2 separate regions of the Homo sapiens genome follow, and region 1 is linked to region 2. The links are chromatin loops, found by intact Hi-C in ENCODE. Cell type or tissue: OCI-LY7. All regions are shown on one strand. Links, peaks and the distances in the headings refer to the core of each region. The heading gives the core; the rest is flanking DNA.

The links. A loop is a pair of places that touch in the nucleus more often than their neighbours do. Peaks named below come from ENCODE experiments on the same cell type or tissue, not always from the same donor. Only the 100,000 strongest peaks of a DNase experiment are listed, where the experiment ranks them.
Region 1: it touches region 2 in a loop (5-fold over the local background); 2 of 110 quality-filtered maps call a loop at or near these places.

What each region holds. Positions count from the first base shown.
Region 1 is chr14:101,443,223-101,455,154 of GRCh38, reverse strand. It overlaps LINC02314 (long intergenic non-protein coding RNA 2314), which reads right to left. Exons shown (of 2, transcript NR_135240.1): 2 at 10,840-11,173. Among named protein-coding and RNA genes, the nearest start is that of LINC02314, 7.1 kb to the right of the region's middle. RefSeq lists an enhancer at 277-1,476. In OCI-LY7, for the core only: no CTCF peak of the experiment used is centred there; DNase peaks (open chromatin) are centred at 3,864 and 5,904; H3K4me3 peaks cover 1,791 bases; H3K27ac peaks cover 3,580 bases.
Region 2 is chr14:101,354,080-101,366,011 of GRCh38, reverse strand. It overlaps LOC107984697 (a long non-coding RNA gene), which reads left to right and starts at 1,619. Exons shown (of 5, transcript XR_001750892.2): 1 at 1,619-1,840; 2 at 2,488-2,676; 3 at 9,640-9,892; 4 at 10,294-10,371; 5 at 10,837-11,501. RefSeq lists an enhancer at 9,372-10,571. In OCI-LY7, for the core only: no CTCF peak of the experiment used is centred there; DNase peaks (open chromatin) are centred at 2,631, 4,831, 5,501, 6,261 and 3 weaker places; H3K4me3 peaks cover 5,843 bases; H3K27ac peaks cover 7,050 bases.

The sequences.
Region 1 (11,932 bases), core at 1,427-9,426, 89 kb before region 2:
AAACACAGTTAAGAATGCGCCCGTTCAGCACTTTGGGAGGTGGAGGCGGGCGGATCACCTGAGGTCAAGAGTTCGAGACCAGCCTGGCCAAGATGGTGAAACCCTGTCTCTACTAAAAATAAAAAAATTAGCTGGGCGTGGTGATGCATGCCTGTAATCCCAGCTACTCAGGAGGCTGAGGCTGGAGAATCACTTGAACTGGGAGGCAGAGGTTGCAGTGAGCCAAGATAGTGCCACTGCACTCCAGCCAGGGTGCCAGAGCAAGACTTTGTCTTAAAAAAAAAAAGAATGCACCCGTTCACCGAAGCCACAGGCCAGCAGTGGGCATGCTTCTTCACTGAACTCACCGGACCTGCCACTGGACTTTCTCAAACAACATAACACTATTTAAATGACATGGAATCTTAAGTTGTTTAAAAAATGAATGTGACTCAGTTGGACTGCAATAGAAAGTAGAGAAAACACAAACAAAAGCAAATCCAGAAATCCAAACAGTTCTGTCTGCTTTGGATATTCTGGACTTGCCTAAGAAAAGGAACAGACTCTGGAGAAACAAACAAGACATTCTAACAGTGCTGCCATGTCATGGCGAAGGCTCCTGGAAAGGATGATGCCTCCTCAGGTTATCTGTTCCTGGTCACACAAGACCCTCTCCTTTGAAGTTGCCCTGCACCAAGGCAGGTCCTGGGGATTTTGGGAAAAGTTCCTCTCCAGTGACGTCCTTGTGTTCCTGGGTGGGTTGGGTTAGTGTCCCTTCCTCAGGGGAGCATGACTTATGCTGAATCACGCTGAAAAACTGGTGACAGGGCTTGCTTGGAAGAGGATGACAAATTCCGCTCTTGTCAATAAGCACATGATTAAAGTAACAAGATAAAAATGACATGAACACAGCTACTTTTAAAGCTCTTCAGGGAACAAAGAGATGAGCAATGGCTGTGGTACAGGAAGAAATGAAAGTGATGAAAATAACTCTCTCAAGAACTTGAAGGAGGAAAATTTGGCATTTAGGTTTTACTGCAAATGTGCGAACGATCCATCTACGAGCAAGGTATCATTTCCTACCACTTAATCAAATTAACTAAATACAAAGTATTAGCATATAAAAATGGATTGCCGTTCTCCCCTGAACTTTACAATTCCTGAAGGAGGCCACCCCTGAGTCTTCATCTTCAGCTGAGAAATTGAACTTCCCTCTGGAGTATCAAATTATCGGCTCATTCTTGCAAGGAACAGTGAGATAATCACAAGAAAAAAACAGGTATATAAAATAGAGAGCTGGGTTTGGAGTATGGCTGGGTAAAAATGCACAGATGGTATGATTTTCCAGCTGTTTTAAAAACTTAAAAGCTTTCTCTCTTTCTTCTCGAGGTCAAGGTTTCAAAAATGGGTGGGTGGTTTAAGCTCTTTCCATCCATGAGATGACCTGACCATCTTGTGTCTTTTCAACCTGGGACTTAAACCGAAATGAAATCCCGATTCCATTCCCGCCACTTTTGGAGAATATTTTGATGTTTTGATTTTGTTCCAGTTCAGTAGTTTAAGAAAAATATGTAGGTTCAGGTGTCATTTGAAATTGGTTCACTGGGTGTCCTGATGGGGGAAAAAAGATAAACAAAATAACAAAAATATCCACTTTAGATTGATGGTTTAACACAGAATTGATATTGGAGCTTCGGCTGATGATCGGTGAACCGGTGTGGTATGTTTGCACGTCTTTAAACACAGCTTTGGATCAGAGCCAGGCTCTCAGTTTTAACCCTGCGAGTCACCGTCCTTCTTCAATGTAGCTTGGGTACCTTCTCACTTAATTACATGCCAGGCCCCTGTTTATGTCAGACTCTAATAGTACCAGTCTGCAAAACCTGCGTGGTTGGATGTTTTTCAGAATTGAGATTTTTTTTTTCTTTCAATAGAAAATGAATACAGTATCAAGACTGTAATGGGATATTCTAGACTTCTCCAGCCTGGGATTCCTTTCTTCCCAATTGCATGGGCATTTGGATAGTGAACATAGGAATGGTCACTCTAAGTGGAGTGACAGGAAGACCTTAGATATCCGCATGTCAGGGTGGGTTGCAAAATTTGAGTAACAACTTTTGGTTTTTAGAGCTTTTTGGAGTTTTGCACTTTCATGTAAGAGACCGTAGACTTGGATTTCAGAGCCTCTCCTGTTTCCCTCAAAAACAAACAAACCCAAAAACAACAAAAAAGAAAAGGCACTTGTTCCAGGGCCTTCCAGATCCTTTCCATTGGTCAGTTTTAATTGTCGCTCTGGTATTTAAGTGTTATTTGTTTAAAGAATGCTTGTATATGTTCGGGTAATTCATAAAACCTTATGGACTAAAGGCCATGCTTTAGTATATTAAACATGAACTATGCTAACATACAACATTTCCCAGGCTAATTTCCATATATCCTACTACTAGGTAAGGGAGTGAATGCAGGGGTCCTGTGGCCGGCGGGACACAGTGCCGGGGATGGTGAATGACCTCTGATGCCATGTCTTGCCCCTCGCCCTGCCAGGAATATCTTCCAAGCTTAAAAGGCTGCAAATGCCTTTATTAATATTTGCCTCTGACCTTTAGAACCAAAATAAACTGCACATAACAAGTAGAATCTAGGTACGAAGAGGTCCTTCAGATGATGAAAGTGAACCAGGAGCGTGTGGATGGGATTCCTGCAGGAGAGAGAGGATTCCGCAGTCCCAGCCAATCTTGACTCAGTGCTTCTTGCATGACCCATGTTCAATTCTAGTAAACATCAGCTCTTTCAAGAAATAGAAGCACTTTGGGTAAAAATAGTAAGCATTGTGATTTAAATGGGAGTATGATGTACATTTTAAATATTAGAGAGATTTTTATTATAAAAGATGGTGCGTTTGAATTTGGTTGAATTTTTTTTTTTTTTTTCTTTGAGACAGAGTCTTGCTCAGTCGCCCAGGCTGGAGTGCAGTGGCGCGATCTTGGCTCACTGCAGGCTCCACCTCCCAGGTTCACGCCCTTCTCCTGCCTCAGCCTCCTGAGTAGCTGGGACTACAGGCACCTGCCACCACGACCAGCTAATTTTTTGTATTTTTAGTAGAGACGGGGTTTCACCCTGTTAGCCAGGATGGTCTCAATCTCTTGACCTCGTGATCCGCCCATCTCGGCCTCCCAAAGTGGTTGAATTTTTTATAGGGCACATACAGGCAAATGAAATGCACATGGGCTGTGTGCACTCTCAGGCAATGTCGGAATTCCTCATTAGATTTCATGTTGTGTTGGATGCAAGTTCTCAGCCTCCACTAATGCACTTCTGAAATTAAAATGGAAGCCATGGGGAAGATGATTCGCCATGCCAGGATTCAGTTTTGCACCTGACTGTTCCAGAATTCATCTGGTGCTCAAAGTAAAACAGTCCTGTTTCAGCATTGCACATTTTTAGGGGGTCCTGGAAATAACTTGGGGTTCTATAAGTGTGCAGCCAACAGCATTGGCCTCCCAGGGATAGCACCTTACACTTATAAAAGGGGAAGAGGGTCGGAAGCCCAGCATCCCCTGGGTTTGAAGGGTTAGAATGGGTAGGAGGAAAGGCAGCAGGCGATTCTTAGGAGGGCTGCGAGGGAGAAAACCCTCCAATAAGTGCCATTCTGGTGCCAATCGTGGAGCTGCCAAAAGTAGTAGGAAAGGTGGCTGAGGGTGTGGCCATCTCACCTCCTCTGTCTCCCCTAGGCCTGGCATGGGGGGCTTGATGCCTGACCATGGGCAGGTTTAAATCCAGCAGGCAAGTGTCAGCCTCTGTTGGAGACAGTGCCCACACCAGCCTCAAAGCAGTATTTTAATCTTAAATTGCTCTTCCTGTTTTTTATGCTTGCACCATTTCCCCTGAAGACTGCAAGGTGTTGTATCCAGCTGTTCGCCTATGAAGCAGCTATTTAATTTTGCATAATTAAAATCTGGGGAAGTGGCAAAGGCCCAGGCAGGGGGAAAGGGAGCAGGATTCAAGAGAGGGTGGGAGGCAGGAGCAACAGCAAATCCTGGCACTGCTCAAGGTCCTCACTCAGTAGCGGTGGAGATACTCAGAAAGGAAGTGACCAGGCCTGGCGTGGCTGCTCACACCTGTAATCTTAGCACTTTGGGAGGCTGAGGTGGGAGGATCACATGAGGTCAGGAGTTCAAGACCAGCCTGGCCAACATAGAGGAACCCTGTCTCTACTAAAAATACAAAAATTAGCTGGATGTGGTGGCAGCACACCTATAGTCCCAGCTACTTGGGAGGCTGAGGCAGGAGAATCACTTGAACCTGGGAGGTGGAGGTTCGCACCACTGCACGCCAGCCTGGGCGACAGAGTGAGGCCCTGTCTGAAAAAAAAAAAAAAAGGAAGAGAGTGTCTCTGTCCAGTGAGGGTAACAGTATAGTATGCATTCACACCAGGCCAGGCCCAGAGGGGTCAGGGAACGCGTCCTTGGAGAGGTGGTACCTGAGATGAGTCTGAGAGGGTGATTTAGCATTGGCCAAGTGGAAGGCAAAGGCAGGGGGTGACAGGTGGGAGGTGGTCATCCAGGAAAAAGGAACAAATGGCCTGAGAAGGGAGGGGTGAGGGCCCTGGGGTCCCACTCTCCATGTTGAGGCCTCGGATCCTCAGCCCTGCTTTGCATGGCAAGCAGATGAAGTAATCTCTTTCCACCTGGCCTGTGTCCCTAGTACTGTGCTGTACTGCAATAGGTCAGTTCAAGTTCTGCGGAGCACCTTAATAGGAAGTCACAAAAGAGAGACGCTGATGGACAGCTTTCCCAATGTTCTGTGCACATGGATGTTGGAATGCCTTCATTTTTAGACCTTTTCGGCTTTCTCTCAGGATGTCTGTATCAGTATTGTCTTTAATTCATTTATTCAAGAAACATTTATTGGCATCTAATAGGCCCAGAGCACTGGCCCAGGTATTAGGGCACAAAAGGAGGGCGCGGTTTCTGCCATCACGTCACGGGGCTTACGATCTGCAGAGAAGGACATTTCACAGCAACAATGTGGCCCAGGTGACTGTTTAATGCCTGTTGTTTTAGCAGCTCAGAAGGGAAAAAAAGACCTTCAGCAAACATCCCCGGGAGCCTGCTCTGTACCAGTAACTGTGTGAGGTGCTGGGGAGTGTGTAAGGTGGTCCTCAATGAGTTCGGAGCCAAATTGGGTGAGACAGGCAAGGCCATTTTAGTGTTAACAGTGGTAGATGTCTTGGGGGCACACAAGATGGGAGGATCAATGCTTAATGCATGGGGTATACCAGGAGGAGAGAGGAGCACCAAAAGGCTGAGTATCTCTGGGAAACCGTCGACCCCAATGGGGGCTGGGGTATGGGGCAGGTCGGGGCAGCAGCAAGGGTAGAGGGAGCAGCAGGCACCAGATAGCCAGATTATGCCAGCTGCAGGTGTCTGGCCGAAGATGTTTTCTACTGAATTAAGTTCACATGAAGAGAATATTCTATGATGTTAGGTGTAACTTGGCATCACTTTAAAAATATCTGATTTCTGAAGAATAACCTGGATAGCTGCTTCAGTGTCAGCCTAGCCTCTTGTTGAATAGAGACTGGGAATGTGGAATACCTAGAAGTGGTAGGGACTCTACGCCCCAGACAATCGCGACCCTAGCTTCGGGTTAGAAATGCAACGTGAAATTCACCAAGGGCAAGCAAATGACATGAGTCATGTTGATGCATGTATTTTCCGGGCCATGGTAGTGGGGGCCCTCATGCCCTGAATGCTTGATCACATGGGTGGCTCTATCTGGCTTGCCTGAGCGGCCTCTTGGGATTCCATTTCTGGGACTGTGAGGGAGGAGTGAGCATGCGGATGGCAGGAAGCGTGCAAGCTGCTTCCACCTGTACAGGAGACAGCTGGTCTGCTCTGCTGTGGGGAATCAGGTGACGCCAATTTCTGAGCGTTGTTTTCTGCAAGTGTTATTCCCCCCTCTGGGTGTGGCTAAACCTCCGCTTTGAAGATGTGGATACCAGCAGTGGCTGAAGCAGGTGGCTGCAGACCTCCTGGAAGCCTTCTCTTTCTCAGACCCAGAAAGTTGCCTGTCTAGATAATGAAATCGATTTTGAGGCTCTGTCAAATATCTTTTTTTTTTTTTCAAGAGAGCAACCAGTTAGTAATTAGTTGTTCAATTCAACTGTTTTTTCTGCTTTCTTCAAAAAAAATTTTTTTTAAAAAGTGGTAGACTTTTTTTTTTCTGGGCAAATTCTTAGGATTTAATTGCACTTAAAAATTGTGGAGCCTGTCAGAATAAATTGCACATAGAATAGTCTTACCCAATAAAACTAGTCCTGTGATTGTCACCGTTGTCATGCTTCTCAGATAAAGTTGTGGGAAGGACAATTTAAGTCTGTGTGGTGAACCACACTTCAAATCAGTATTCAGCATGAAGCTCATTGCACTGAAAAACAAATACCCAAGTTTAGCAGCCGTGATGTGTGAGGCATCAGACTGATTTTAAAATAATTCCAAAATTTGCCCCTGAAAAGAGAAGGAGAAATGTCTACCCCATTGGTTTAAAGTTAAGGCAGTGGCATTAAATCTGTAAAAAAAATTTTTTTTTGAAAAGACAAATAGTTTTTATAGCATATTAAAAATAGTAAAGCATAAACAGTATTACTAGCTTCATGCAAAATTGCATCTGCTATTTGGCTCAGTCAAATTGTTGTTTATTCCTGGTAGCAAAGGAGGACGGCTATATGTCAGGAGTAGACATGGCCAATTCTTTGGTTGTTAGAAAAAGGACTACCTTTAGGGTATGAAAACCCCCAGCGCTCTTATTTTTTGCCCTAAGAAACACTTTCATTATTTGTTCCTCTATTTTCGATGTGATTAATCAATTTATTTTCATGGAAAGCAAGTGTTATACCACACACATCTTATCTGTATGATCAGTGTGAGTTCTTGGGGAGAAGAGGGTGCCTACTACTTTTTATTCTCCCTCCCAGAGCTCAACCCTGATGTTGGCCAATGATAAACCTCAGCTAAATGAGTATTGAATCTATGAAGGATGGAAAGTAGTTATTCTATTGTTTGACGCCATTTTTAACTAACTGTGTTATGTCTATCAATTACCATTATACAACTTACATATATATTTTTATATGGTTCCCTAAATACCCTCATGGATAGGGAAAGCACCTCCCTTATAAGAAAGCACTGCCAGGCTTGGTGGTTCATGCCTGTAATCCCAGCACTTTCGGAGGCCGAGGCGGGTGGATCACAAGGTCAAGAGATTGAGACCATCCTGGCCAACATGATGAAACCCCCTCTTTACTAAAAATACAAAAATTAGCTAGGTGTGGTGGTGTGTGCCTGTAGCCCCAGCTACTTGGGAGGCTGAGGTAGGAGAATCGCTTGAACCCAGGAGGCAGAGGTTGCAGTGAGCTGAGATCGCGCCACTGCATTCCAGCCTGGGTGACAGAATGAGACTCTGTCTCAAAAAAAAAAAAAAAAAAGAAAGAAAAAAAAGAAAGTGTCACTTCTACCTTTTGGCATTGTGGAGAAGGCGAGTTGGATTATAGACTGCTGAGTTGTTGAAACTTTTAAGAAGCGAGATGCTCAATGAGAATTCAAGCAGAGCTTAGCAGTTGGGAGTTTGGCTTCCAGAATGGGACTTCGTCAGGTCCAGTGTTGGCTCCTCAGCTTTGTGCTGTGTTGTGCAAATTATTTATTATTACCCCTCAGTTTCCTTATCTGCAGAAGATGTGGACATCTGTGTCTTCACCGTGTAGCTATTGGAAGGATTAACCAGATAATCCAGGTAACATACTTAGCACACTGCCTGCTGCTTAGCAATCAATAGTTAATAAGAAAACAGGATTTAACAAAAACAAAATTAGAAAAATTAAGCTGGTTGAATATATTTTTTCAAAGGGCGTATTAAGAGTATTAGTATGTTTATGTATGCATAATAATTAATGTGTTGATTATATACATTCTCCTTATCTGAATCCTTAAGAAATTTGAAAATTTATTGCCCATGGAAGTTATTAGTTTATTAGTATGATGTGTAGATACACACACATATATATTCAGATATGTGTGTGTATGCACACACATGCAAGCACACACCTGTATCTGGCCAGTTTGTACATTTTGCAAGCTGTCAAATAACAGCAGAGGGCTGGTATCAGCCCTACACCTGCTCCGGAGCTGCAAGGATCCCTCTAGCCAACCTTAGCTTGGACTCTTTCACTTAGAAAAGAGGACCACAGACACTGCTGTTGAAATGGAAAATCCTGGTGTGTTAGTCTGAGTCAGAAGCGCAGGGCGCAGTGGAGGACAGGCTCACAGGCTGTTCCCTTGTGGCACCACAGGCTCTGCTGGCCTCAGAGGCCACTGGGGTTGTGGGCCTCTTCCTCTTGGTGGGAATGGACAGCTCTAGCCCCAGGCCAGCCAAATCCTCAAGTTCCCCTGGCAGGTGCTGTTTTGGTGCCAGGCTGGTCGCTGCAGAGGGAGGCATGAGCAAGGTGGAGGGGTAGGAACGGGGATCACAGATGGCTTCCAAGCAGACCTGGCTCTGTCTTTGGCCTTAGAACCTTCCAGAGCCTCCCAATCCTGCTGTGTGAAGGTGAGCTTGTGTTGCCAGGATTAGCTGTAGGAACGGGCTATCCCCATTTACAAGCAGGCGAGGCGATAGATGTGGTAACACCTGTCCCGGCCGACAAGGAGGCAGTTGCACTCTGCAGCAGTTTACTTTGATAAATGCTCGAGGCAGATAAAATGATAGAATGTCTGATATAAGTCAGTGGTAATGTGAATCAACATATTTTGTCCAGTTCTGCCTTGTACAGATCTGTTTTGCTAAGATGTCGTTTTCACAAAGTGATATTTTTCCACCTCGCGGTTATCTTTGTGTTAGAAAGGAGCGGAAGCCAACTTAAACTATGAGTTGTTTGTCTGCATAAAGGTCCTCCCAAACTCTCCTAGTAAATCAGGGCCTGAGAATTGTTTTAAAAATCCAGAAGATTCTCAGTTTATTCTGGATAACTGAGCTAGATAATATTGTAAATGTTGACAGATGTTACTTATCAACACTTGAATTGGCCAAGTATTAAAATATCCTACATATTTAATATTAAAAAAAGTGAATAAAATATACTATTTTTAAGCTACAAAATTAGGTTCAGATATGTCTACTAAAAACCCATCTGATGACATATTTAAGGTTACTTGGTAAAAAAATGTTTAGGACTGGGTCCACAAACAAAACCAGTTACATGTAAAACATTGTTAATTATCGGTTGTTTGACTTAATCTGGGTGACATTTAAAACTGGCTTGTGTGTGTAGACAGAGTCTAAATGTGAATCTTGTTTATTAAAAGACAACCTTTTTGATTAAAGCTCTGAGTAAGGATTATGTAAGACATTATTATAAAATGGATTAAAACTGCTTAACTGTTTTCCTCAAAGAGAACGGCATGATAAACTCTTCTGTAATTCTGTAAGTGTCTCTGATTACTTTGTCTTTAAGCTAAAGGAATTTAATAAGAAGAGCTAGCATTAATTACATGCTGACTGTGTCCAATGCTGGAGGGCTTGGCCTGTGCTTTCTCATTTATTCCAGGTGCCAATCCAGCAAGATAGGTGCTGGTGTTATACCCATTTTACAGATGAGGAAACCGCTGCTCAGTCAGACTTCCTCATCCTGGGTCAAGTGGGAATTCAAAGCAGAGGTCAAACTCGAAGAGCCTGCGTGCTTCATGACATGCAATACCACTCCTCAGTATTCCAGAGGCTTGTGGGGGTGATGGCAGCATCTTATTACATCCCAAACTATACAATAATAAATACAAATGGATGTAAATTAGTACTGCTGGGCAGATGTCACAGTAGCAAGTGTTTTGAATTTCCGCCTGAAGTCTCCTTCTGTAATGGGCAGGCAGCCTGTTAGAGCTGTGGGATTTAGAAATGTTCCCGCAGTTTGAACAGAACCACTGCATGACAATTAGAGGACGTTTCCAAATGGAATTTGTCCTGTGGAATTTTAGGGCAGAACTAATGTTATATTATAAATACAGACTCCACATACAATGTGAACTGCTAACTAACGGCTAATAGGGGAGAGCTAAAAACAACTTCAATGTTAAAAAAAAATCATTCAGTGCCTATTGAGCTTCTTCTGTGTGCCAGGTGTCGTGATACACAGGGTCCTCTTCCCGGAGTGCCAGGCTTGTCCAGCGGGAGACAGAAGCACATCCAGAGAAAACGAAAATATTTCTAGATGGAGGCGAAGAGAGTTCTAAATGTGAAAGTGATATATAATGAAGGTTTAAAAAAGGAAACATTGGCCGGGCATGGTGGTTCACGCCTGTAATGCCAGCACTTTGGGAGGCCAAGGCGGGCAGATCACCTGAGGTCAGGAGTTCGAGACCAGCCTGGCCAGCATGGTGAAACCCCGTCTGTACTAAAAATACAAAAATTAGCTGGGCATGGTGGCGGGTGCCTATAATCCCAGCCACTCGGGAGGCTGAGGCAGGAGAATCACTTGAACCTGGGAGATGGAGGTTGCAATGAGCCGAGATCGTGCCACTGCACTCCAGCCTGGGCAACAAGAGTGAAACTCCGTCTCAAAAAAAAAAAAAAAAAAAAAAAAAAAAAAAAAAAGGAAACATTTTCAAATAACAGTCTTCTGGCTCATAAGAATACCAGTCGTTTCAAAAGGAACAAGTTAAACTTGGGGAAATACTAGGAATGAATACTGACACTTAACGAAATATTGATTGAGGGTTACAGACTATTGAAGCCGAAATAAGTCCCTAGGGCTTCATTGCCCAATCGCAACCAAGACAGACCAACAGACTTTTGAGTGAGTAACAGCATACCACATTTCTGACATGTGTGTATTTCAACACGTTTGATTTATTGGTTAAGTGAAGTCACCGATGATCAAATATCCTTGATGGGAATCCCCAGCCCTCCCCATTGCCATCTGCATTTAGAGAATCCCAGGAATCCATGTGGGTAGAGGAAGGCGGGCAAAGAATAAGAGACTTTTAGGTCTGAGTTGGTCCATTAGGGAATTAGATGTGTTTGTGCTCATTTTAAGCAGAAGAAATACACTGCTAGAGGAAGAAGAGAATCCCAGCTCGAATCCTGCCCACTGGAGTCCATGGCACAACTTCCAGATGGTGATATTCAGATTCTTTTGATATTTCTCCAGCTAGGGATATGAAATACATACAAGAAAAAAAATCTTATGCCCTGGAGGAAAAATAAGCACATCCTAACTATTGACAATCTCGTGTTTGTATTTAAGGAAATGATCGCCTCCTATTTGAATGTCATGAGATCAGCCATCGGGACCACTAGAGTCTAAACTTGATAAGGCAACGTGAGGATCTGTGGTCCCTTCTGTCCCGCTCACCCAGCATTCCTGGTGCTTCAGACAGGGTCTGGGATGTTACAGGTGCTTAGAACGATGTCATGATCAAGTGACATGATGATTGATAGAGATGACTGTAGAATGGGGGCTATTCGAATGAGAAGTACCTTTTGGGCAGTAAGTTAAAACAATGGGTAGACCCTTGAGGAGTTCATGGTGTCATTTGATGATGCAGTCTTCGTGACCCTTTCCCTAGGGTTTTTTCTTTTTCTTTTCTTTTTTTTTTTTTTTTAACGGAGTCTCGCTCTTGTTGCCCAGGCTGGAATGCAATGGCGCAATCTCGGCTCACTGCAACCTCCGCCTCCCAGGTTTAAGCGATTCTCTTGCCTCAGTCTCCCGAGTAGCTGGGATTACAGGCGCCCGCCACCACGCCCGGCTAATTTTGCATTTTTAGATTCTCCATGTCGGTCAGGCCGGTCTCAAACTCCCGGCCTCAGGTGATCCGCCCGCTTCGGCCTCCCAAAGTACTGGGATTACAGGCGTGAGCCACCACGCCGGGCCTTCCCTAGGTTCTTAAATAACTGAGGAAGAATAACG
Region 2 (11,932 bases), core at 1,590-9,589:
TTGGCATGACTAGGCATCAGGACTGAAGGGATGGGAGGCTCTTTGGGAAGTCCCCTCTTACAAAAGAGGCACATTGCTGGCTGGGGTTTGTGTCAGGGCCCTGAGGGCTGGCAGGCACAGCTACCTGCTGGTCCCAGGTAGCTCAAACGCCTCTGTGCTGTGTGAGGAGGAGAGTCTAGGATGCGGAGGGTAAGGAGCCGTTGTCTTGAAGCCCGGGCCCTGCCTCTTGGTGGCTTCCGACTCCAGGAATGCAGACAGAGCTCCTGGCGGCTGGTGTGGTGCAGGCCTGTTTCTGCAGGCTGCCTCCTTGTTTATTCCACTTGTACCATTTCTCCTGGCAGAGACCTTCCCCAGCCATGGCCGGAGTCATGTTGGGACAGCTGACCCCTGGGCTCTCTTGAGCTGGCTTAGGAGCCTGGATGCCGCCCTCTGCGTAGAGTAGCAACATTCCTGGCCAGACATGAAAGGAGAGATTATAACAGCCCATTTTCTCCAAGCAGCTTATCCCGATTAAGTGGGAATCAGGCACAAATCCCCACCCTCAAGTCCTTTCTTCTCATCCTCCCCCACCAGCCGCCTCACCCTGATGAAGTCTGACAAGACCCAGGGGGGATGTCTCAGAGCACGTGGAGCTCCTGCCAGCACCCCATATACGTGCGGGGCCGAGCCCCCCAGCATGGCCACTCGCCGGCAGCCGAGGCCCATGGTGGAAAATCGGACCTGCCCGGGGCAGCACCTATGCTCCTTCCTCCCTGCTATTTGTCTTCTGCGGGCCCGAGGGGCTGGGCTTTGCCTGTACATGGTGTTCTCTGGTCACATCAAGACGAGGTTGCGTAATCCCCGGACTGTGCGTGGGGTGTGGGGTTGCCTGGGTCTGTGGCCTCGGGTGTCCGGCCAGGCTAAGCCAGGCCCCTATCCCACCCGGCCAGCAGCAGCCCCCTCACCCTCGTGCAAGCCGGAGCGGGAAGTGCCAGCGAGAAGCGGAGGCCAGGCTGATTTACGAGGATGGAGCCTTCGGGGAGCTCCGATTCGGCCTGGGAAGCTCCTATTCGTGACGCTGCCCTGGGCTGGCCCTGCCGCTCACTGGCCTCCGCCCACACCTATTTTGAGCATTTTTAATATTTTCATAAGGACTGTGGGGCAGATGATTTATGGCTCCCTCTCCCCTTCCAACCCTTGTACAGGGCCGTGGCAAATGCATCTGGAAAGGACTGGAGAAAATACAGATGAGTGAGAAAGGCGCCAATGAGGCGATCTCGGCCACACTCACTTAGTTAGAACGGTCAGGCCCAGCCCCCGGAGCCCAGGGCAGGAGCCAGGCGGAGCAGCTGTCTGTGGCTCTCCAAAGCATCACAACGTTAGAAATGAACTTTGCAGCGCGCAGACCTGGCAGAGGAGGCTGCTGAGGCCAACACTGAAACAAGCAGTTCAGAGGGCAAAGCGATTTGGGCCGCGTTTGGGCTACGCTGGCACTCCCCCGGCCTTTCCATTTGAGAGCAGTAATTCATTGTAAGATGGAAACTGCTTAGAGATAACTGGAGAACATTGGCCTTTAACACACATAAACAAAGTGATTTCAAAGGAAGGGCACTTGTTGGCCCTCCAGCCAGCCAAGGCAGAAAGCCCTGCTCCAGCTCGGAGACCTGCAGTGAGGGCCTTCCCAGGGCCTGTGGGATGCTGGGGGCAGGGATTCTGCTTTTTGTCCCTGGGCTATATCTCACTAGCCGTTTGCTGGGAAGGCAGGCGGGGACCTGGACGCCCGCACACCCTCGAGGGCCTCCAGTCTGCAGGTCCCTAGCCCGGGTCCCAGGCAGTGTGCAGTGTGGACCTGCTTGGCAAGGTCGGTACAGGGGAGGAGCGATCCTTCAGGAAGGTCCACAAAACTGACCACAGCAGGGGTGGGGGTGGGGAGGACTCTTGGGCATGAAGGATGATGGACAGCAACAGGGAGGTGAGGATGGGCCCCAGGCAGAGGAGCTGCGTGCGCAGCGTGGTGTGTGAGGTAGACAGTAGACGGGGAAATCTGGGGGGGCCCGAGGCAGCATCTGTGGAGGGGAGGGTGAGGGAGACAGGTGCCAGGTCACGGGGGTACCTGAGGCCACACTGAGGATCCAGGCCCCGCCTTCAGGGCAACGCAGCTGTTGGTTAGTTTTGGTAATTGACACATAATAACTGTATATATTATATATTTATGAGGTACAATCTGATGTTTTGATATATGTTTACATTGTGAAATGTTTCAATCAAGCTAATCAATAATCTTTCACCTCACATACCGATCTTCTTTTGTGGTGAAAACATTTCAAATCTTCTCTTTTAGCAATTCGGAAATATACAATGCATTAGTATTTATTCTAGTCAGCATTCTGTGCGATAGATCACTGAAACCTATATGTCTTATCTAACTGAGATCTTGTATCCTTTGACCTTCTCCCCTTGCCCCATCTCCCAGCCCCTGGTAACCGCCATTCTGCTTTCTACTTCTAGGACTCTTTTTAGACTCCACATGTTAAGTGATATTTCTCAAAAGAAGACATCCAAGTGGTGAACAGATCTATGAAAAAAAAAAATGCTTGTCATCACAAACCATCAGGGAAATGCAAATTAAAACCACAGTGAGACATCACCTGCCCTGTTCGAATGGCTTATCAAAAAGATGAAAGACAGCAAGTGTTGGTGAGGATGTGGAGGAAAGGGAACCTTGTGTGCTGTTGGTGGGTATGGACAGTCATACAGCCACTGGGTGTTGGGAGGAGAAAACGTGGTGATTCACTCAGCAGATGCCCTCATTCATTCAGTGCTGGCCAACTGCTGTGCTCCTGGTCCTGGGTCGGGTGCCTACTAGAGGATGCAGATACAGCATTTGAGATGGACTGCTCTGGCACTGGCCTGGGGGCAGGGTAGGGGAGCGGGAAATGGTCATTCCTGTGAGAAGCTGGGATGGAAAGGAGAAGACGGATTGGGGATGGTAAGAGGCAGAGGGGGCAGGCTTGGAGATCACATGGGTGTGGACATGGCGGATGGGGTGGGCTGGGAGAAGTGGGTAGGGAAAGGTGGCACCGAGGTAGCAAGTTCTGGTGACCAGGCAGATGGCACCGTCCTGCCCAGAGATGGAGGCTACAGGAGCTGGTGAGTGCCCCAGGCCTGGATGTGGGACACATGAGGTCATGAGGAGCAACCACAGGAGCCGTCCTGTGAGAAGCTAATATGTGAGTCTCAGGAGGAGATGGGGTGCCGAGGGTCAGCGGGGTTGCGTGTGTGAGTGCGGAGCAGAGTGGAGGCCGCGGGAGGCCAAGGCAGTGGTCAGGATGTGAGGGGTGGAGTGAGCACTGTGGGCCTGCTGGAGGAACCTGAGGGGCAGACATTGCCATCTCACTGGCAGGTCGGGGAGAAGGTGGCCGGTGGCAAGGGTGTGCCCTCGGGTTATAAGGAGGGGTTCATGTCCAGACTCTGGACATGTATGGCTGGGAGACTTTGGGTAGCTTTTCTGAGCCTCAGGGTCCCTAAGTTAGATGGGGGTGATGATGTCTACCTCACAGGGTGTGGGGGATTAATGGGCCAAACTTGGTGCTGATGTGCATAGAGTGTGCAGTGAGACCCCAACCTTAGTGATGCCTGTGCCCCCAGATGCAGCTGAAGGGTAGCACCCACCGACTGTAATATCATAAGGGGGCAGGACACACCCAGATATTTAGGACAAATCAGAAATCCTCGTTGGATGCTCTTTCTATGCATGTGAACACATTTTGGTTGGGGCAGGGCGAGGAACCTCTCAGAGCCATGGATGGGGTGGCCGTGAGGAGGGGGAGTTGCATGCTGGGTATGCCTTATGGGTGGGCATGAACTTTGTGGACCAAAGGCCACAGCCCCTTTTGGAGTAGCCCCTTTTGTAACGGTAGAGGGTTTTAGGAGGGATTTGTCGATGAGACCGTGGCTGAGGTTCATCTGAAAAGGCTCCCTGAGGAACCAAAGCCCAAGACTCGCTGGATAGATGTGTTCGGTGCAAACCAGGGTGCAGAGAGCACAGCATCAGGTCCCAGGTGCCAGTTGCCAGGCCAGCCCATGGTTAGACAGCCTCAGGTGGAGGGAGTACAGCTTCTGTGTCCCTGCCTGAATGAACGGTGGCACAGGAGTGGAATTTTGAGATGCCCTGGGAAAAACGTGGAAGCGCTGGAAATGTGTGGGCAGGAACAGTCTTGGAGCACCGTGTGGACCTAGTCACAGACAAGCCCGGCTCACGTCATGCCTCATTCTGCTTATCTGTGATGGCTGACCTCCTCAAGGCCAGCAAGGTATCAGGACTTACAAGTTCCCAACAGCTTTGCAGGCTCTGGAGGACAGCAGAAAGGTCACCGTCCACAAGCAGGCGCTGCCACCATGGAGAGGGGTAAGCGACATATGCCTGGGTGGTTCAGGAGCACCACGCTTAGTCCAGCCCCACCACCCTACAGAGGAGGAAAACATGCTGAGGAGACTTTCAGGGACTTGTTTATGCCCCAGTTAATGATCTTCTCCACTTGGTATCCCCCGGTACAAGGTTTCCAGAAATGTCATCCTTCTGATGGGATGTGGGAACCCCCAGGTCCCGATTGCTCAAGGTTTGTCAAAGATTTCCAGGCCCACGCTGAAGACGGCAGAGGGACAGTGTTACTCGTGGTTAAACGTCTGGTCAGCACCTTCTTTGCCATTAGAAATGTCATCTCCAACTCCCACGAATGTTGCTTCACCGTTAACTGGGGTGACGTCGGGCGGCTGCCTCTGCTCTGCTCTGGGGTCAGGATTTCATTTCTGCTTTTTTCACAGGTGTAAGTCTGGGCTGTTAACAGGCACAGCCCAGGAACCCAAGGACATCTGTTGGCACCACGGCTGCCTGCACACAGGGTGCAGACTTCAGATGCCGTGTCCTTCCCCATCCGCTCCTGCGACCCAGCCACGAAGCCTGGCCGGCTCTATTCCCTGAGCCTCTGGGTGACTTGTGACCCTAATCCACCTCTTTGGGGAGGTTTATTAATTACTGTACTGGAGGCAGCTCCGTGCCAAGAAGTTCAAAGCATCTTCCAACCTTGACCCATTAATCCCTTTAGCATCCCAGGGAGATCGGAAGGCACTGGCTGAGTCCTGTGATTCCCATCGCCTGCCATTGCATACATGGTGGGGGATGGAGGGGGAACTTGAGCAAGGAGAGCTTGGCCTGCATGTCCTCCGTGAGTCAATAGCAGGCCTGGAAAAGAAGTTGAGTTTCCCGACTGAGGCCAAGAGCCTCACTGCCAGCACAGGCTTCCTTCCTTACAAAACAGTTGTCATCCACGCCTCTCAAGATGTACCCGTCCCTCAACACCCCATCCCCCAGCACGGGCCGCCTCAGTATCTTAGTGCCAGCAGCACTACCGCTGTTTACATTGAGCTCTGGAGAGTGGCGTTTTATCATCAGGAGCAGCCAAACACGGCCCTCTCCCTTCTCTGAGTATCCTCTGCAGAAAACACCCTCCCCCACAAAAGGGTTTGGTCTTGGAGCAGAGGCCACATCCGTCACCTGTTCAGGGAGCACCACAGCTGTGCGGTCCCCGAGGGGGCTACCTACCAGGGCAGGGCGGCTCCCCGGGGTGCTCGGGGGACCCCCAGCCAGAGGCAGCTGGATAAGGAAGAAACAAGATGTTCTTTCTCCTGCCTGTATTTGCCTTGTACTCTTCAGATTCGACATTGTTTTTAATTTTCAGCCTAATTTTAGTCCAAGAACTTGGTGAGGCTGGAGAAGAGTCTTAAAGCCTTTTTTTTTTTTTTTTTTTTTTGTAAACAAGTGTACTTTTCTGGCCAGATGTTTCTTTTTTCCTGGTCTTACGGGGCTGCGCCATTGAACTGGCCGGCTGAAACTGAATAAATCTTTGTTTTACGGCTTCTTTGGTCCTTTACAACTAAGAGCCTCAGGAAGGAATCAGATCTTTTAATCCTCCTGGTCTTAGCCTGGAATGACCTCGCAAATGCACCATTAGCTAAGAAATCTTAGAAATATGTTTGTGGTTGACCTGAAAGCACATTAGCAAAGTCCCAGGCCCTAACACTGGGATGGTTAATCACCCCTGGGATGGAATGACCAGGCAGAGCCTGTCCCAGCAGGGTGCCACAAAGAGTTGAAAACATTTCTTTCTCATGAGCGGTATGTCTTGCACGATCAGGTGCTTCTTAGCAGTGACCAAGACAACAGTTACCTTCGTCTCCGGCTGGATATCCTGTTTAAAATCCGACCCTGCGTTTAAACGTGTGCAGAACGGGTCCTCAGTGCACCCTCCTGAGGTTGCTCGGACGGGTTCCTCCAGGAAGTGTGCTGGGGTGTGGGCTGACACAGCACTAAGTCGCAGCTTGAGGTACAGTGAGATGTTTTCATGGTTTAGGGAAAGCAGGCTGATTCCAGCTATTTTCACTTCTGAAAGGGCCCTGGCAGAAGGACAGGCTTGTAAAATCTGCTGTGAGTGATACAGCTGCGGCCAACCGTGGAGCCCTCCAAGTGCTGGGGAGAGCAGGCAAGGAACCGGGCCTGGTTCTTGGACAGGTTTTCATGTCCTAGGAGGAAGAACAGTTATTGCTTAATCTTGAAAATTGGGCTTTAGACCCTCAGTGTCACAGCTGACCACAGGGCTGGCCAGGTTACAGATGGGGCAGGGCCCTGCTGCTCCTCCTGATCCCTCTGCCTGAGGGGCCTCCCTCCATGGCCCCAACCCTACCCCACTGCTGCAGCGTCCCATGCTCCGATGTCTTAGAACTTTGAGCGGAACGTCCCATCTCTTGTTCTCTTCTCTGCGGAACTGTCTTTTCCTGGCCCCCTCGAATGGGCTTGGGGCCATTGCCTTCTCTGTCATCCTTCCCTTTCCCTCCTCATTCACTGCCTTCTTCCCTCTCACGTCTAATCAGTCTTCGAACTGTGTCAGTTCTACTTCTGTGACGTCTCATCACCATCCCTGCTCAAGTCTCCGTTACCTGGGCCACGTCCACAGCCTCCTAACGGCTCGTTTCTGCCTCTGATCTCTCTGAACTGCCTCTGCCTGCATGTGCTGCTGCTGACTCTTCCCAAGCTCAGCCCTGGCCGTGGCATGCTGCGTTCTTCCAGGAATCCCTGTTCCACTGGTGTCCAGTCCCTCTGTCTACCCTCACAGGCTCAGGCCCTTCACCATGAAGCCCCGACTCACCTTTCTGGGCAAGAAGTCTGCACCTTCTGACCACTCTGGATAGAGGCTCTTGCTGCTCCTGTATCTTTCTTTGCCTACTTGATTTCTCCTACCTGCATGGAGCCCCCTGCCACTCCCAACCCAGTTGAATGTCCAGAGGCCTTGCCGTTAGCTACCAAGAGGAGGAGTTACCAGACCCAGATAGAAGAAAGTGTGGGAGGCCTATTTAGTTCTGAAACAAAAAGAAATCTGGAACCACACCAAAAACCAGGGAAGATATTTTGATGTGGTTCCTTTAATGCAGCTGTTTAGACATGGGGATATTTTGGCAAGCCATGATATATTCAGCTATATTGCTCTACTAAGTGTCATGTGACATGGACACCCTGACCTCCCTGCGTCTCACCCCCTTTCGAGCTCACCCCAGAGGTGAGAAGGGTGGTAGGACATAGGGATAAAGTGGGGGTTAATCAGGCTTCAGAGAACCGGGCACCTGGGGCTTAGCATGCACTGGAGCACGGCCACAACTTCTCTGCAGCCCCTCCCTTCAGGAAGTGGAGTCTATTTCCTCCACCCTTGACTCTGATGGGTCTGTGACTTGTTCTGATCAACAGAATGAGGCTGGGGTATTTTGAGCCCAGGTCTCCAGGTGCCTTTCAGGTTCTCCATCCAGCTGCTCTGTGGATGCAGGCTAGCTTCACCGGGGGATGAGAGACCACGTGGAGCAGAGACCAGCCCTCCCAGCTGCTCGGTGGATGCAGGCTAGCTTCACCGGGGGATGAGAGACCACGTGGAGCAGAGACCAGCCCTCCCAGCTGCTCTGTGGATGCAGGCTAGCTTCACCGGGGGATGAGAGACCACGTGGAGCAGAGACCAGCCCTCCCAGCTGCTCTGTGGATGCAGGCTAGCTTCACTGAGGGATGACAGAACATGTGGAGCAGATACCAGACCTCCCAGCTGAGGCTCCCCAGCCAAATGCCAGCATAAGAGGGAGGGTCTAATCTATCATTCAGCAGCCATCAGCCCACCAACTGACCACAGACATTTGAGAGCACCCAGTGGAGATCAGCCAAGCTGGCCCAGACCAGAACAGTCCAGCTGACCCACACAATTGTGGGCTTCTTAAAGTGGACATCATTTTAAGCTGCTGGATGTTGAAGAGGTTTGTTAAGCAGCAAAGCTAACGATAGCACCGCCACTGGTCATCTGAAGGAAGGCCTGTGCTCATTCTGTGTGAATTGGCCTGCGGTGGTGTAATCTGTGTTGAGGATGGTCTGACCTCTCCTGTTGTATTCCAGGGATCTTGTCCATGGATTTATAATCAAGATATAGAATTGGCTGCTTAATAATGGAAATTATTATGGTGTCCATTTGATCTCTGCCCTTTTTTGGCGATAAAGTACCAATGACATATTTTTACCGTTTTAACTGTTTTAAAACGCACAATTCGGTGGCATGAGGTACATTCATGATGCCACACAATCACTGCCACTATTTAGTTCCAGAACATTTTCATCAAATCAAATGTTTCATCAAACCTCCTGTTCATAGGCGCGAGTCCACGGTAGGACGCCCTCCACGATGCCCCGAAGGCGGTGGGGGTGGGGAGAGTGGTCTGCACCGTTCCCTGGCTCTCCAGCCTGGGGCTTCTCCTGCAGCTTCCTGGTTTCCTCTCCGGATGAAGCAGAAAAGCCCCTTACAGGGTTGGGCAAAAGGCTGACTATGGATTGGTCCTCACCTCTCATGAAACTGGAAAGGAAACCCCATAGCCATTAAGCAGCCACTCCCATTACTCTCTACAGCCCCCCATCCCCATCCCAGCCCCTGGCAACTAGAAATCTACTTTCAATCTCTATAGATTTGCCTATTCTGGATGTTTCTTTCTTTCTTTTTTTTTTTTTTCCTTTTTTTGAGACAGTCTCACTCCGTCACCCAGACTGGAATGTGGTGGCACAATCTCAGTTCACTGCAGCCTCCACCTCTTGGGTTCAAGTGATTCTCCCGCCTCAGCCTCCCAAGTAGGTGGGATTACATGTGTGCACCACCACACCCAGCTAATTTTTGTATTTTTGATAGAGGCAGAGTTCACCATGTTGAACTCCTGGCCTCAAGTTATCCACCCGCTTCAGCCTCCCAAAGTTCTGGGGTTACAGGTGTGAGCCACTGCACCTGGCCTGGATGTTTCTTATAAAGGGAATCATATGAAATGTGGTCTTTTGTGCCTGGCTTCTTTCATTTACCAACATTCATCAAGGCTCCCTCCCGGCATGTGCAGCAGTGCCTCACTCCTTTTTATGGCTGTACCTTCCTAGGGCCCCTGTGCCTTCCTGGCTGCTTGGATCTGTCAGCCGTATTGGGTTGTGTGTGTGCTGATGGCTGTGACGTGCTAGGTGCCACTCTGGGTGTCTCACCTGGTTCACCTCTTTCACTCCTCACAGTCACTGATGAGCTCACTGTCATTCTCATTCGCATTTGACAGGTGAGGGAACTGAGGAGCAGAGTTTCAATACTTGATCCAATGCCATGCAGCTGGCACAAGGTAGCTCAAAGATTCCAATTGAGGAGTTTCCTTCTGGCGCAGAGCTGTCCTGCTGGTTCCTGGATCGTGGAGGACATGAGGAGACTCTCTCTCCGGACCCTCTCATTCTCAGCTTCACGCCGCCTGGGAAAAAAGCTATTGAACTGGTAGCAGTCCATTAAGCATGGACCACAGCACAGTTGTGTTATTTATTGTAAGATATTTACCATCTTTTGATGATAAAAATAATGCCCACTTATAAGAATCTAGACAAATCACATGTTAAGAAAAGAGACAGCTACTGATAAAAAAAAAATAAGAAAAGATGTAGAAAATGGAATTGGAAAAATGAAAGAAATATAGAAAATACAGGGCAATATCTGTGGTAACATAACTGTGGGGAATGGGTTGAAATGTCCAGGAGACCTGGATGAACATTAACTGGTAAAAGAATAGCAATTTAAAAAAAATTGACAAGGCCATTTTGACATAGAAGCATCAAAAACTTTCTGGTACCAGAACAGCCTTGTTAAGAGTCACTGGGTTAAAATGGTCACACTGGATGCCCAAAGAAAGAGGGTAATATTAATGGGAGCTGTCTTTCAACTTCTGCAGGGCTCGAAAAGAGGAAAATTGTACCAAATGATATGTCAGGAGTCTGAATCCCAGGCAACTTGCTCAATGCTTTTACAGGTAATAGCCTATGAACTCTCCCCACCCTCTCTCTAGGTTGGTGTTGGCACCTCCAGCACATAGGCATGGGTCCATGGTGCAATGCCCTCCCCAGTGTCTTGGAGGCACGGGTCTGCACCCATCCCTGGCTCTCCAGCCTTCTGCTCTTCCTGCAGCTTGGTGGCTTCCTCTCGGGTGAAACAGTAAACCCCTTATGTCCCTGCTGGGCTGGGAAAAAGGCTGAGTACGGATCGGTCCTCACCTCTCATGAGAAATCCAAAACAGCTCAAAGATCACATTCTACTCATAATCTCCTCCACATTCACATTACTTGCAGGTCAATGAACGTCAGCATCTTATCTCCACCTTCTTGTTGCTTTTGAAACAACGTTCCCTTGTCCAACCCCGTGAAATGCCTTCCTAACCAGCTCACGCTCTGGTTGCTGTCTATTTATTACTACTTCTCCTTTGCTCCCCAATGATTAGGATGGGCTCATGAAATCTATGCACACGTGAACACAAGAATAGATCAAGAAAGCAAGATACACGGAGGGAAGGGTGCTTCCCAAGGAGCCCAGGAGATGTCTGAGCACAGGGAGAAGAGCTGCCTGGGCCTCACAGCTGCCAGAGTGAGTGCTGAACACCCTGAGCCCAAAGAGGACTGTGTCCACTCACAGGACGGTCATGGGTTTTCCTTTATTTGTACTCTGCTGGCACTGAGGTTTCTTTTCTAAGCCACTGACCAGGAAGGCTGGGGTGGATCCAGGCCACACAGGTCATGCTGAAGTACACACACATGGTTGTGGTTGTGGGGGGGTGTCTCTAAATGATTGCTTCATATCACAGGACACAGCCAGGGCTCTCTGCAAGGTTGCAGCAATTCACAGAGCACCAAAGAAGCCAAGAGAATTAGGGGTGGAAGTGGGGAAAGGCCCTTCATCTGGGGGATGGTGGAAGGTACAGGAAGAAGGCCTAGAGAAAGCCCTGGAGAGGGGAACCATGTCTTGTGCAGCCATCAGTGCACCCATCAAACATGGAGCCCATTGGGTTTCCTTGAAAATGGATGACTTATGTGTATGTTTTTAATATCTCTCTTTTTCCTTTTTTAATAAAAAAGTATTATCATAGAGCAGACAGAGTTTACAGCCAAACATATTGCCATGCATTTTCTAAAAATAAAATAATTGCCTTTATAAAACAAGAACATAAAGCAGAGATGCTGCTCAGGGAAGGTATGGCAAGAGAGAAGGAAATGAGGCATGCTCAAACTGGCAGAACTTGGGAAGATGTGAAAGGGAAACATACAATCGTTTGCAGATGTAAAGAAGAACGGACACTATCAATAACACAGCAGGTACATAGAGGACAGGATTGTGAAGAAAGTGAACAAAAGAAAATGGAAGTAAAGAGACATTGAAAGGGACTTGAGTATGGGAAGTCAGTAAAAAGGATCCCAAATATTTGTATTTGATGAGTCTGAAGGATAAAAGAACTAAGATCATGAATGAAAAATTTTTAAATTAAAATTAAAACTTAAGAAACATTTCTGGAAAAAAAAGAAGACTTGAACATATAGATTGAA